3 separate regions of the Mus musculus genome follow, and regions 2 and 3 are each linked to region 1. Evidence: chromatin loops called from intact Hi-C (ENCODE). Cell type or tissue: heart. All regions are shown on one strand.

Region 1 (5,000 bases):
AAGCTGAGGCCTGGTTTCTCCTCGAAGGTTGATGGTTTGCTTTTGTTTTGCTTTTTTGTTTGTTTGCTTGTTTTGTTTGTTTGTTTGTTTGTTTTGTTTTGAAACAGGGTTTCTCTTGTGTCCAGGAGTTTGCTTTGTAGACGAGGCTGGCCTCAAACTCTGAGATCTGCCTGGCAAGTACTGAGATTAAAGGTGTGAACCACCATTGCCCAGCAAGCTTGGTAGTTTCAAGGGTCCTTATGAGGGGATCTTCCTCCTTCAGTTTAGGGTTGGTCAGTTAGAACACAGACTTGGAGGCTAATATGCCCATAGGTTTGGGGTAAACACACCGTGTGGTCTGGCCTTGAACTTGTCAGGCAGTTCCACAGACCGGAGACCCCTATTGGTGGGAGGAAACGCCTCTCAGGCCTTTGTCTCAGGTCAGAAGGGTGATACTTTTGTGATTCGGTGACATGATGCAGTAGGAGGGGTGCCTTAGCGGGCCCATGCTGAGGCACCCCTGCCACCCTGGTATCATCCCGTCAGGGTCTAGTATGAAATGACGTTTATTTGGGAAGGGTTTGTGGGGAAGGGAATTGAGGCAGAGAAAGAAAGGGGACAGAGAAGGACAGGAGAGGAGAGGGAAACAGGGGAAGAAACCCCCCCCCCCCCACACACACACACATACACGCTGCTGCAAGGAACATGGAGGTGGGAGGATGGGGGTGGGGGAGGAGGAGGAGGGGAGAGAGATGATGGGAGTAGAGAGAAAAGACAGGGAGTGAGGGGGGAAGAGGAAGGAAGGGAGGAGAGGGAGAGGGAGGGGAGGGAGGGAGACAGAGAAACCAGAACAGTTTTTTATAGGTGAGCCAGGCTGTTGCTAGGCAACTGTAGGGCGGAGCCTAGAAGAAATGTTAACCCAGGGTAGGGAAGAAGCCCGCCATCTTGGAAGCCGATGTGCTTTATTAGCGAGTTATGGACACTCTCCCTCTCTGTCTGTCTCGGGGAATCTGCCTGACTCCTGATCCCTCATTTCCACACCCAGGAGCCCCAACAGCCTTGCAGGCAGTGGCTTGCCAACCTTCCTTGCTAAGCTTGTCTACCTTTCTGACATATAAAGCACAGCTTCTCTCATCTCTTCCTTTGCTTTTGTTTCTTTGGATACTGATCCGAATCCTAAACCTGATTGCTCGTTCTAACCCTGAGGACGTTCTCACTCTCAGCCTGCGCTACTGGACTTGCCTGCTTTCTTGGCCCTGAACTTGACGACTCAAAACTCGATCCTCTTAGCCATCCCCCCCCTGTCAGCAGCTGCCAAGCTGCAGTTTGTCTTCTGAAAGGTCAAGCAGAAGGAAAGACAAAGGACAAGTGACTTCAGACAGATGAGCTCTTTCTTATGGTGTAAAACCTGCAGTAGGGGTGGGGGGAGGGAGAGATGGGGGGTTGCTTGTTATAATCTCTCAGATCTTGCAAGCCACTTATAAACTGGGGTAGTTAGAGGGATGTGTGTGTGTGTGTGTGTTGTGTGTGTGTGGTTTCCCCTTTTGACTGGGGACTGACTTTGCTGGCAGTGACCAAAGGAAGATGAGTAGTGAGTGGAAGAATATCAGGTAACTGATCTGCTACCATCAGGGGTCTGCTGCCGCTGGCAGTGTTAGGAAAGCTAATGTGGAATGCTAACCACTAGAAATCTTCACCATTTAATGGAATGAAGGAACTTATCAAAGTGTCTGGGGCAAGCTTAACTCCTGCTCTGTTATTCTTTCGAAATCTACTAAAATAGCTCTCCGCGGGGTATTGCTGGGCAGTGGTGGTGTATGCCTGATAATCCCACCACTCAGGAGGCAGAGGTAGGTGGGTCTTTGTGAGCCAGCCCGGTTTATAGAGTTAGTTCCAGGACAGCCAGGGCTACACAAAGAGAAACCCTTTATGGGTGTAGGGGTGTGGGGAGTAGGTGGGAGACAACCTCCAAAACAACAACAACAACAACAACAACAACAAACAACAACAACAACAACAAAGACAAGGTATCACTATATAGCCTTGGTTAAGCTGGAACTTGATATGTAGACCAGCCTGGCTTTGAACTCACAGACATCCACCTGTCTCTACGTCCCCAGTGCTGGGATTTAAGGTGAGGCCACCACACCTGACCTGAATACTTTTACAAATGAGACCGAGACTCCACTGAAAGAAACTCCAGGTCCCTCCTAACACTCAGAGGAGGTGGCAGGGGGAGGGGTGAACTCTGCTGCCTCCAAACCCTGGCTTTTTCTTTCTTTGAAATTTTAAAAAAATTTTCTTCATCTGTATGTATGTCTGGTGACATAGTATCTGGTGACATAGGAAGAGGGTGTCATCCTCTGGGACCAACATCACAGAACCACTGTGTGGGTGCTGGGAATTAAACCCAGGTCTTTTGCAAGAACAGTCAGTGCTCTTAATTGCTAAGCCATCTCTCCATTCCCCTTTTCCTTTTTAAATGATAGATTATAATGTGCTCAACTGGATGTTAGGAGGCCCCTGTCTGAGGATGGGAGGTGGACCTGATATGGTGAGGTTTTTTTCTGCCCAGAGTTCCAGTCCCTGTATGGACCTCTTGTGATGTTGGACTTTGGCAAACTGAATGACAGTTCCTCACTGGAGCTGTGCGGAGCCTGCTAGGCAGTCTAAAAGGAGCACAAACCAGAGTCCACCTTAGTCACCTTTCTAGGCAGTACAGGAAGAGGGGACTGTCACATGAAATATGCCTGTTCTAGCTTGGCACGGAAGCATCAGAAGTCACTTCAGGGTTTCTTAGGACAAAGACATCCTGTTCTGGGACTTAAATAGACGAATCTAGCGTTTAAGTGTGCAGTCGCCTTCAGAGGGCCACTTGCGAGGGATGTTTATGCGGATGTGACTGCAGGAGAATCCACCGCCTTTGGAAAGCCATGCTCTGGAGGCCTCTTGAGAGTGGGACTCAAGTGCACTTGTCCCGTGGGTAAGGCACTTGACACAGGTGACTCATTTGTTCTCAGAGCAGCCCCGCTAGCCAGGCAGTAGTCACCCCCACCCCACCCCCAGTGTGCAGACAGAAAGAGCTTCAGTCAGGACAGTGCAGAGAGGCAGGGCTGGTCCACGCTCTCTCTGTCATGCCAGAAGATCTTGTTCCCACTCAAGGCTTCCTGCCATTCCAGGGCTCAGGAGTCAGCTTCCTTGGGACGTTGATCCAAATTAAATCGCATAAATCTTGCCCTGTGACCATGAAGTTCAGCTTTTCCCTGTCATCATCTCGCCACAACCTGACAGTCTCTGAAGTAACCTGGGTCAATGTTGCCATGGTAACCTCATGACTTCTGAGGAGAGATTTGATGAATACGGCCCCAGGCTTATTCCCTTTGGCTTCTCAGGCTATGTCCAGAGGTTCTGTAGCAAAAGAGAGAAGGGGGAAATGTATAAAATTCATTTCTTGAGACCTCAAGCAACAGGGACATTTAATTTAGAAGCCACCTAGCTTGGTCCCCAGTACAGCTAAGTATATTGGAGATGAATTTGTTTAGTTTGTTTTTGAGACGGGGGGGGGGGGTCTTAATGTAGGCCAGGCTGAATTTGGATTTGCTGTGCAGCTAAGGATAACCTTGAATTTCTAATCCTCCTGTCTCCGCCTCCCAAATGCTGGGATTTCATGTGTGTACACCACACAGTTTTATAGTGGGCTGGTGATCGAACCCAGGGCATTTGTGCATGCCCCCGGGAGCATCCTGTCAACCTGACTGAGGGACAGCCCCAGCCCTGGGCACGAGACCCTGCTGCCTCAACGCCTGTTTCCTCTGCCCTTGGAGTCTCCTGCATTTTGTCTTCCTGGACTTGCTTAGACCAGGGGCAGCCTTGCTCATGACCCCTCCACTCTACGCTGAGCTGTTGGAAGCTATGGCTGCCGCCCCACCAGGTCCCAATGCTCCCATGGGAGATGTGGCCTGGCTGACCTGAGTTGAAATCATTCCAGGTTGGAAGGAGCCGTGTGTGCTCTTAGACCTGGCTTGGCACAAGCTGCGGCCTTCAAACCCTTCGTTCAAAGGAAAACCAATGCCTCCCCTATTTCAAAATTAGCTTGGAGTAATAAGAAAGCTGAACTGGGAACCTGAGAATTGATTGAAATCTTGGCCCTGCTGCTTTCTAGTTGGAGATTTGGGGTAAGTCTTTAACCTGTGTTGAAACCTGAGTATTTGGTTGTAAATACCACAAGCAACTTAAGGCATATTAAGAGAGAGAAACGAAAACACATAGAGCGTATTCATGAAGAAAAACAAAGGAGAGAGTTTTTGTGTTATTGAAAAATGTGTAATGAGTAAGTTTAATTATCACGAAGGCTCAAGATATGGCTTTAAATTGTGAGTGCTACCAATCCAGAAAGCCCTTTTTTGGGGGGGAGGGGCTCTTCATGGTCAAAACCTGGTAAAGATAACTCCACACTGGATGTCCCTACTTATAGACTAGGGAGGGTCTGAAAGTCTTCCTGGTTTGGGCTCTCTCCTATGCTCTACTTCCTCCTCCCTGGACTTCCAGTCTGCAAGGCCTGATGGGAATGTTTTTCCCAGGAAGAGTTGCACTGCTATCTGATGACTGTAAGGCCAGCCCCAGGTCCTTCAGAGTCCAGGAGGAGGAAGCCCAGGCTGCAGGCCTTTCCTCACCTCCAGGCTGACTGTACCCTTCCTGTCTCTGTCACCGCATGTGACAATCTTACCTCACCTGCCTCAGGGCAACCTATGGGCTCTCTAAAGACACCGGCACCTCTTTCATTCTGATACCAAGATCCCTGGCACATAGTAAGTGCTCAAGAAACCCAACTGAGTTATAAATTTGGCTGTAGGACAGGATGTCAAACTGCCAGGTGTTACTTCAGGCCCGAGTCTCTGCTTCAGTGGAACTTGTTCCAAGTGTACGGAAGTAGTTTTGGCTGAATAGTTATTAATATTGTAAAAGAAAAACAACCAAAAAGCACAACTCAGATTGGCAGGGGAGTCACTGGTGTGCTGTGA
Region 2 (5,000 bases), 120 kb after region 1:
CTGTCTGCAGCCCGGTAAGTTTTCCTTAACGGTATGATGGCTAGATGTCCTTGTTCTTCTGCCCTAGATGAGTGGCCCTGTGACAGCGACTGTAAGTATTACATAGCCACTGGTTAAAAGGGGCAACTCTCCTTCTAGTTATCCACTTTCCCTAAAATACCAACATATAGATAAAATGTCTATTGTTATGAAAATGATTCACAGAGAGACTGAATGACATCTCTGTGGCCTTGCATCACTTGCTCAGCCAGGAGCTGACGCTGATAATTATGTTTTGAATAATGCTCAACAGATAAACATCATTAGCTTCAGAACAGTTGTTTCTGAATAAGCCTAAGTTTGCATGCCTGTAAGTACACGTCACAAAATGCCGCATGAGCTATTTATTCTAAAATGAAAGTTAGATGCCTATAAGGCTAGCTAGTAGTATTTTAAAGGGGTAGAGACACTGGCCAATTACACAGGAATGCTTGGTCTAATGTATGTTCAAATTTAAATTATTTTAAAGCATTGTGTTGACCAAAGAAAATATGTACATCTATTGGCCGCATTTGGCCTTTGTATGAATGATGTATTATCCTTGCTCCTAGATAACTAGCAACCAGGCCCCTTTGTTTATGCATATGTAATTTGGGAATTTAATGAGAATCTAGTATTGGAGAGGCAGTGCCATATTGCACAGACTAGCACCATACTGCAAGCTGGTTGAATAATTAAGACAGACTGAGTTTGAATCTGGTTTCAACTCAATAACTGGGTCATCAGAGAAATTACTGATTTTCTCTGTGTCTCAGTGCTAACCTACAACACGGGAGGGCGATACCTGCCTGATGGGATTTTCACACAGCCAAACTGCTTGGGAATGCATCTGGCATGCAGTAAGAGCTACGTGAGTGAGTGCCCTCATGATAATTATTTAATTCAGTGACACAGAGAGTGAGGTCATTTCTAGATTCATATGGTGGAAAACTGGAAACCTTCTAGACTTTGGATAAATTATGTTACTCTCCTCCACTAGAGCTTTGATTTGTCTAATAAATTAAAAATGAGAACTTGGCATGAACTCTTTGCTTCATCAAAGTCCAGGTAGGTCGCTCCCTCTGGGGAAGCACCATGAGAGCGGGATAACTATTAATCACAGTATTTCAGTCTTGGTTGAGCACATCTTATTTCATTTAGAAGTGGGTGGTGGAAAATCTCTTCTACACTGTATGCGCCTCGGTTTCACTTCCAGCAGGTGTGTGGTCGGCAGTGACAGGCCGTGAGGGTGGGAAGCTGCGGCTTGACTTGCTGCAAGAGGGTCGGTGGCTGGGACTGAGCATCAGGCTCCCGGGAAAAGAACCAAATGACTTGAGCCGGGTTTAATGTAGAGCATTCCGGAGGGCACAGATGACATGCAGAAAGTAAGTCGAAGCCCAGGAGCCTTGATGAGCTGGAAGATCTAAGGCCGGGAAGCAGACGGGACGTTTGGTCTGAATAGGTGCTGGAACTGGTAGACTCACGTTTATTAACAAATGAAACTTTACCTCTGCGTAGGCACTACTGGGAAGCTGACATCTGGCCAGCTCGTTCCAAGATGCATTCCATATGGATTAAATATTGTTGGCTTGACACTAACTTCCAGATCAAAGGACAATTCTAAAAATAGCCCTTATTTAAAGCCGATGCTTGATGAATAAACAGAGTAGGCAAGAAGTCCCCGGCTTATTTGATAGCATATTGTCTCAGCTCAGAAACCCATTTCCTGCCAAGGCCCTCAAGGCCAAGAGGCACAGAGCATCCATCCTCGGGAAGGTGAAGGACTGAGCTGTGCCAGCACTTCTCCTGGCGAGATAGCCAGACGGGTGCGCAGTCTGGCTTTGTTCCTGTGATCCAGCACATGTGTCTGCCGCAGCTGCTGGGGGGGGCGAGGGGGGGGGGGGAAGGAAGACGGCAGGCAGGCTTGGGAACAATGGTCTAGGAGGGCAGCCAAGAGGAAGGAATGGCACCTGGCCATCAGTGCAAATCACACAACCTGATCTCCAAACCACGGACCTCCACACACTCCCTTCTCAGATGTGGACAAGAGCCATGTCTTCCCCACGTTAGTTGTTCAAGGGCTTGCTGTGGATTTCTGGCACAATTCCAAAGGCAAGGAGTTGAAAAGAAGAGACTGACACTCCAGCGACCGTGTTCTTTAGCCCAACTGTTGTGATCTGTGCTCTAGGTTCATATTTTATCTTTAGCCTGACCTCGTGAGGCAGATAATGTTACCTCCCTCCCTTTATAGATACAAGCATGGGGGAAACGGCTCTAGGTCATAGGGTGGCAGAGTCTGTGGGGTTCCCAATGACAGGCGTTCTGCATGTCTTGATGTCATGCAGGGACAGAAGGCGAGAACACATCTAAAAAACAGAGAGAGAGGCCGAGGACAACCAGCACCAGGACTGTATCTCAGGGCTGGAATTCTGGCCTTGACACTTAAAACCTGCCAAGACCCAGCAGAACTCACATGCTACCAACCTGTTCCACCAGCCCAGGTATTGCCACCCACATGGGGCATGTTGTCTGGGTCCTCCTTGCCATGTTTGGGGTCACTCACGTCTTCATTACTGTCTCTTTCGATTGTTATCTGAAAGGAAGAGTTGAAACACGATCACTCTCCTGTGAGCACCAGGTGCTGCATGATGGATAAAGCTCTTTCTCCAAGTCCTGAGGGGTGGAGCCCTCAGCTCGTGAGAGGCTGGGTCTGGGAAAAGCTTCATCACATTCAACATCCATTTGGTTGGGAAGGAAAATTAATTTGAAAAGAAGAGAAAAGAAAGGAGCAGGGGCTGAGCTGTGTTCAGCTTTAGAGTTCTGGTGCACAAGTGCTCTGAGCACTCTCCTGGATCTCTTCAACCCTTCCATCTCCACGGCCACTAAGGCTGCACCCTCACCAATTCTGGCCTTTCACAGTGCCAAGCCTCAGCTGCCCCCCGCCAGGACTCCTTATGCCTACAAAACTAGAACCACCTGGGAGACTTGTCCACATGCCCCAGTTTAGTTGCCAGTATGAAATTCAGCCAGCCTTACCCTCCCCTCCTCTCAGGACCACAGCTTCTGTGTGCTGACCCTGGGGACAGCCCAGGAGGCTTCACCTCACTAAATCTGAGCCCTAGTTCTGAGTCCCAGTGCCCAGCATCAACCATCCCAGTAAAGGTTTCATGTCAGTGGCGCAGGTCTCATATTGATCACAGCTGATTCTTCAGCACCAGCTGACCAGACCCTGCAGATTCTCAATTCAAAGTCCATCCCATGAATGGACTGGTAAGAGTCTTGGGGATTCACAAGTTTCCCTCAGAAATCCACAAGCAAGGCCTTCATGGTCTGCACTGCTCAGCATCCTTTTTTCAAGTTCTGATACCAGCTTATTAAGCTTGGCACTCAATGGCTATTCCAGCCCAAAGTTCCAAACTCATTCCACAATCCTGCCCAAACCAGCGCTGTCAGGTCTGTCACCGCAACACCTACAACGCTGCTGCCAATATCTGCTCTGGTTATGCTTCTGGTGCTGTGACAACATGAAAAAGGCAATGTGGGGAGGAAAGGCCTATTTTCAGGTCACACTCCATCAATGAAGGAATCCAAGGCAGGGACTCAAAGCAGGAACCTGGAGGCAGGAACTGAAGCATAGGCCATGAGGTTGCTGCTTACTGGCTTGTTCCCCATGACTTACTAGCTCAGCCTGCTTTCTCAGACCATCCAGGACCCTGGAGTGGCACTAACTCCAGAGGACCAGGCCCTTCCACATCAATCATGAATTAAGAAAATGCTCAACAGAATTGCCCACAGGCCAATCTGAGAGAGGCGTTTTCTCAATTAATGTTCCTCTCCCCAGATAACACTAGCTTGTATCAGTTTGAAAAAACAAAAACAAAACACAGACAGAACACACACAACCAGGAGAAGGGAGACTGAAGGCCTGAGGAAGATATTTAACCTTTCTTTGTCTCCTCCCTCCCTCTGACCCCCCCCCACCAACACACACATGTACACACATGTGCACAAGTGTGTGCTAGTTCTAACACTGGTCCAAGCAAGCACAGGTCTAGTGGAAGAGCTTCTTGAACACTGGTTTTCACTTTGGACTGTGTGTGTCCTTTCTGGTCTGTTGTTTATTTTAAATAAAGAACTTTGAGAGATGCAGGAGAAACTAATTCCCATGTGAGGAGTGGCCTCACTTTGGTCCACATTAGCTCTCTCCTGTAAGACACTGTACAGCCCAGCCAGTCTGCTAGGAGACTTTTGAGAACTAAGTACTAAAAAGATGATGAGGCAAAAGAGGAGGCCTGTCTAATAACCTCCTGACAAACCCCAGGGTCATGCTTTTGATATTCCGAGGACATTTATAATGGCTATCCGAGAGGCAGAAAACAGGCTAATTGCTTTGGTCCGAAAGGAACAAGTTTTGTCAGGCCATCTGCAGAGAAGTGCCTCTGCTCACACGGCCCAAACGACCCCCATACCAACCACAAATGAGACATTTCAAAATAGACGAGATCTTGACAGAAACATGGCGCAAACCCTGATTTATTTCACAGAAATGCATACTGTGACATTCCAGACATATTTAATTAGAAGCATGGCACCTGGGGAGTTCATCTAATTTCGGATCATCTGGCCAGTGGTCTCGCTCACAGACACACTTCTGCAGGCGGGGCAGACGGAGGCATGCCAAGGGGCACTGCTATTCAGAAAGCAGATAAGCGCCTGCCTTCTTTCCTGAAAGTCCTGAGGTGCGACCTTTGAGAACTGGGCTCATCTACCAAAAGCTCAAGAAAGTCGCTCTAATGAGTAAAATAGACACTGCTGAGTTCATACAAGGGGATGGACATGTCCCCTGAGTCAGAGAAGAGTCCCCCATAATTTTTGGCATAACTTGCTACATGTGCTAAACCCCTTGGCATATTCCTCACAGCAGATGGACTTTAATTCCTATTAGGGAAGTGTGATATAATCCTAAGAACCATTATCCTCCT
Region 3 (5,000 bases), 140 kb after region 1:
AAGACAGGCAGAGGAGAGGTGGGCGGTAGAGAGCTCAGAGTGTGGGATTGGGTGCAGCACAGGGCCAGAAGAAGAGAAACTCAAGCCCACTGAATCCAGCTCACGGAGGCTGGGATAAAGTCATCAGGGGAGGCAAGAGGATGGAGGTCTGGAAGTAGAACCAAGGCAGGCAGATCAGGACTTAGTTTTTAATAAGGCCAGGACATCGGATGCCCTGGAACTGGACTTACAGATGGTTGTGAGCTGCCATGCGGGTGCTGGGAGCTGAGCTTCTGCACGATCAGCCAGTGTTCTTCTTCATCACGGAGCCATCTCTCCATCCTCATTAGTAAGCATTCTTAGCCAGCCTCGTAGATAATGATTTTAAGAGGTTTTGAAGGAACAGGCAAGGAACTATGTCGTGTGTGTGTGTGTGTGTGTGTGTGTGTGTGTGTGTGTGTGTGTGGTGGGGCTTTGGGTCTCAGAGACATGCAGACATTATAGAACTCCTCAGAGAGACTGGGCTTAAAAGACATTTTCAATCTCAAAAGAATTTCCGACAATCTCCGTATGTTCCTTTGACTGGAGGGTTTGTAGCCCATGGCTGTCTGTTTAGAGGTAAAGATAGCTTGCTGGCTGTGAGAGGGATCAGGTGAGGTCAGAGCAGCAAAGTCTGCATTCTGGATGAATTCCAAGTATGTGGATTGGAGAAGAGCCACCATGTGACTGGCCTTCCAAAAGTGAGCCTGGCTTCCATACAGCACCTGCTTTTGCTTCTCAGCAGTCTCCCAGCAGGCTGTCCCCACTGCCTGTGACAAGAGTCCCATCCATCCAGGGTGCTTTATCCATGGCAAACCTGTCCCTGCTGGTGTGTGTGTGCAGGGTTGAAACCATGCCCACGACCCACAGGTGAGGTATACATTGTTGTAACTTTCCACGGAACACAACCTTTGGGATGGTTGTTTAAAGGACGGAGGCTTTCCAGACCCTGAGGAAGGCTGGCCTATGGTGAGGTATCTCCTTGAGAACAAAGACTCTCAGATCCTGACCAATGGGTGGGTCATCTCTGGAGTGCTGTGCTCTTTGTGTGGACTGTGTGCACAGCCATTCTGTTTTAGGGAGCCCAGTGGGGAAAATTCAAGGAAAGGAAAGGACACCCCTCCCATGCGCCTATTCTTCTTAGACAACAAAAGACAGATAATTATCTAACGCGTTTCTCAACATGAACAAAACAGAGAAGTGACCTTTCTGTCTGTGCCTGTTGACGGCAGTGACCCCAGCCGCAGCAGCCAGGGGACAGTCACCGGAGCAGGAGCTCAGCTGTAGCTCCCCGCCCGGCCTGTCACAAACGCCGTAAATTTTAACAGGCAGCCAGACCTGCATGGTTCACAGTCACCCCTAGGGAGTGATAAATGCTCCTGCTGGTAGACTTATATAAACTGAGACGCAATGATCTTTTTAAAAGGATATTCCCTGTGCTCAATAAACCTGAGTGTTGTAAGGCTGAAGGGTGGCTAGCCTAAGGAGGAAAATAAACCAATCTGGCAAGAAAAAGCAATCATTTGGAGTGCTGGTAGAGTAACCTAAATGGACAGGTACTGAATTCAGCGATTTAAAACTCACATGCTTGCTAGCTGAAAACCCCCACTTCTGGCTTCATGCCGTTTATAAAATGCACTCTGTGGGTGAGAAAGGGCAGTGACGGCAGGAGTGTGACTCACGTATAGTATATGCATTCGTGAAAATTTCAGTAAAAAACGGCAGCAACCTTTACAGTGTTCAGTGACAGAGAGCTTTGTTCAGACACACCTGCTGTCACCTGATAACAGCAAAGAAATGCCACTCAGTGCAGAGGACATCCTGACGACAAGTGAAAACTTATAGGAGATTTTAGGAAGTAACATTTTGAGCTTGAATCAAAATACCAACAATACCTGATTGTTTTGTTACTTAATAAGTGGCAGATACAACCAAAGAGGACAATGAGGCTGGATCAGGGGAAGAGATTCCACCTGCTCTGTCTAGACCCCTGCCCACCGTTTGCTCACAGAGGCCTCCCTTCCCAGTGGCCTTGCTCTGCTCCTCCACCACCCACCACCCAGGAAGGTCTTGGCCTCTAAGCACTTGCCTGTATAGAGTGCTGGCAGGGAGCGATACTGCTGTTTATGGCAAAATACAGGTGGAAAACATGGCTAGGACATTTTATCAGGGGAAAGATGTATAATGAGTACCTGAAGTAAGAACAGGAGTTTTTATATGGTAAAGTTTAAAGAAAAAAGTTTATTTTTCACCTTCTGCCCCACCACATGTGTGCAGGTGCCTGTAGAGGCCAGAAGGGGGCGCTGGAGCTGGAATTACAAGTGGTTGTGAGTCACCTGACACAGGTGCTAGGAACTGAACTCAGGTCCTCTGGAAGAGTAAGTAGCAAGCATTGTTAACAATGAAGCATTTCTAGCCCCTGTGAATCTTAAAAACGAATGTTACTGTAATGTCTGCCCACTTGAGCGGGGCCAGCGCTGCTGTGTGGTAGACTACTGCTTGGAATCGCCATTCAATCCTATGTCCTGCTGCACCTGGGCCATCCCAGTTAGCACCAGTTGTCTGAGGATAATAATAAGAATGATTATTAGTTGTGATCAAACCATTTTGTTCAGAGGGCTTAGAGGTGAGGAAGAGCTGAAGAGGTTAGTGAGACCTGAGGTCCTTGGCAGGGCAGATCTCCCTGCTCCTATCACTAAAAGTCCAACTAAGTGATTAAAAACAGTGCCTTCAGTCTTAACTAATTATTGCATGCTAGTTATCATGGCTGGTTATTACACACAGCTTAGCCCTTTAGGGGAGGGAACTGTGCTATTTGGGTACTAAATTAAGCCTTGTTTCTTGGCACCAATCAACATGGGCAACACTCCTTCGGTAGAAGGGAGAGACTAGGAGTTAGACAGACTCCCCAGAAGGCAGACACACAGACAAGGGACCAGGCTAGGTAATAAAGACAGTAAACTTCCAAGATGACTGCTTCTTCCTCAGCCTCCTGACTTGAAAGAAAACCTGGTATCTTAAAACAAGAGCCTGGTGAGATTTGTCTCCCACCAGCAGGCTACCCGGTGATGGACTGGCACGATAAGTTCAAGGCTGGATCAGAACATGTTACAAACCCGTTGGGGGGCCACTCCGTCACCCTATCCTTCTTCAAACTGACCAGCCCTGAACTAGAGGAGGGAACTCTGCAGACTTAGAACTCCAGCTCTCAGGAGAGACGGGCTTTCCAGCTTCTGCTACGCAGAGGGCATTTGTCTCTGTGTGTCTGACATGTGTATGTTTCCTCACCCCCAATAAACATACTTTTTTTTTTCAACTATTGATTTCAATGATTGATTTCTCCACTGCTGTACGTTACACTCGAGACAGAGAACGCAAGTGTTCTCTATCCTTCTCCTCGGGGGTCCTTTTCCTAACTTGATGTAGTGCTCATGGATGCTGGAAGAAGCTCTAGGGCTGCCACTCCCACAGAATGCATTATAAGTAAAATTTGGCCACTGTAACTCTAAAGAACCAAACATCTAGAAATGAATAAATCTACACATGCCTTTCTACTTACTGCAGGCAAAACTCAACGTCCTTTTGTAAGTCCACCCAGACACATCTCATCAAAAGTTGATGAGTGTGTGTTACCATGCGTTATATTAAAGCAAGATTTTTCCAAAGCCTTGGGCGAATCCTTGGAAGGTCTTGAAGAGATTTTCCTCTAATCTTTATGTGAAACCTAAGAAAACACAGAATGAAGGGGAGCAGCTTGCCTGTTCTGAGTTTTCTAGAATCATCAAATGTATTCTTTGTCCATAGACATATATTGCTGGTATTTAAAAACAAAACAAAACAAACAAACAAACAAACAAAAAACCAAAAAACAACTCTTCAACATGGTTAGAAGTATAGCATTGTAACTTGTCCGCCTGGATTTAAACCCTGGTTCTTGACACATAGCCACGTAAGGCCCTCATCTACAAGAAAGACAAAGGTGCCTGTCTTATCCACAGTGGCACTGTAGGAAATCACACAGAATCGCTTGGAAAAATCCTTGGCCTCACCATACTTATCTAGACTAACCATTATTACTCTACTCTTTCTGAGAGTAAAAGATATGGCATAGTGTGAATCATCTATTTTTTAGTCGGCATGTGTTAGGTATATATCATAGTAATATTAGCACTGGGAAAATAAGTCAGGTTTTAATCAAGAAGGCTTTGTGAAATTTGAGTTGTGTAAGATTCCGCATTCTGTCCAAATCATTTAATTCCCATGACCTCCTTTGGGAAGTTCAATGTTGCTGCAGATATTCTAAACACCAAGCTGACCCTTCCTACCTCGGGCAGCCAGGCAGAGACTGCAGCACCCTCTTGTCGCCTTGCAGCTGGACTGAGAGCCTCCTCCCCTTACAACTCCTGAAAATATGTTTGCTCTCAGTGTCTAAAGGCATGGCATGAAGGGGACTTGAGACACTTCCAGTGGCGAATAGACCACATGACTGCTCCCAGCAAGACTTAAGAGAGAAAGATATCTTACGAGAAAGAGAAGAAATATGTTCAAGTGCCGATGGAAAGGCCGCTTCCGCCTCCCCCACCCCTGCAAATTCCAAATTCAAGTTTGCACTTCAATGTCTTCGGCTTGTTTCTTGTCAAGTTCAACATATTTTAAGTCAGATAATACCAACTGTGATATTTCTTATTTATTTATATGTTTCTTGGCATGCCTCTAAAAGAAAGGAAACATGTTCCACAAAACGCAAAGAAGAGAACGTGTACTGCTTTCTGTCTCATGGAAGCTTTTAGGAGAAGTTTCTTGTATTTCATTTGTAGGGTTGGAAATGAGAATGGATCTGTCTGCTGAGGAACATGCAGTCATTCGTTAACTCAGTCAGCCCACGGGCCTGCTACTGAGTGCCACTCAGAGGCCTGGGCTGTGCACAGAACAACACCCCCATTACAGTCTATAACCTTACACAGACCACTGCTAATAGTCAC

What was found. A loop is a pair of places that touch in the nucleus more often than their neighbours do. Peaks named below come from ENCODE experiments on the same cell type or tissue, not always from the same donor. Only the 100,000 strongest peaks of a DNase experiment are listed, where the experiment ranks them.
Region 2: a loop joins it to region 1, with 2.4 times the contacts of the local background. A loop is called at or near these places in 2 of 42 quality-filtered maps.
Region 3: a loop joins it to region 1, with 10 times the contacts of the local background. A loop is called at or near these places in 2 of 42 quality-filtered maps.

What each region holds. Positions count from the first base shown.
Region 1 is chr14:79,272,072-79,277,071 of GRCm38, reverse strand. No RefSeq gene overlaps it. Among named protein-coding and RNA genes, the nearest start is that of Rgcc, 27 kb to the left of the region's middle. In heart, no CTCF peak of the experiment used is centred here; DNase peaks (open chromatin) are centred at 2,861, 3,901 and 4,571; H3K27ac peaks cover 359 bases.
Region 2 is chr14:79,154,683-79,159,682 of GRCm38, reverse strand. Vwa8 (von Willebrand factor A domain containing 8) reads right to left here. Exons shown (of 45, transcript NM_027906.1): 38 at 2,503-2,611. Among named protein-coding and RNA genes, the nearest start is that of Gm30970, 22 kb to the right of the region's middle. In heart, no CTCF peak of the experiment used is centred here; a DNase peak (open chromatin) is centred at 1,902; H3K27ac peaks cover 505 bases.
Region 3 is chr14:79,136,775-79,141,774 of GRCm38, reverse strand. All of the region lies in intron 37 of Vwa8 (von Willebrand factor A domain containing 8), which reads right to left. Among named protein-coding and RNA genes, the nearest start is that of Gm30970, 4.1 kb to the right of the region's middle. In heart, CTCF peaks have their summits at 1,379 and 2,312 (motif pointing right); DNase peaks (open chromatin) are centred at 754 and 1,164; H3K27ac peaks cover 488 bases.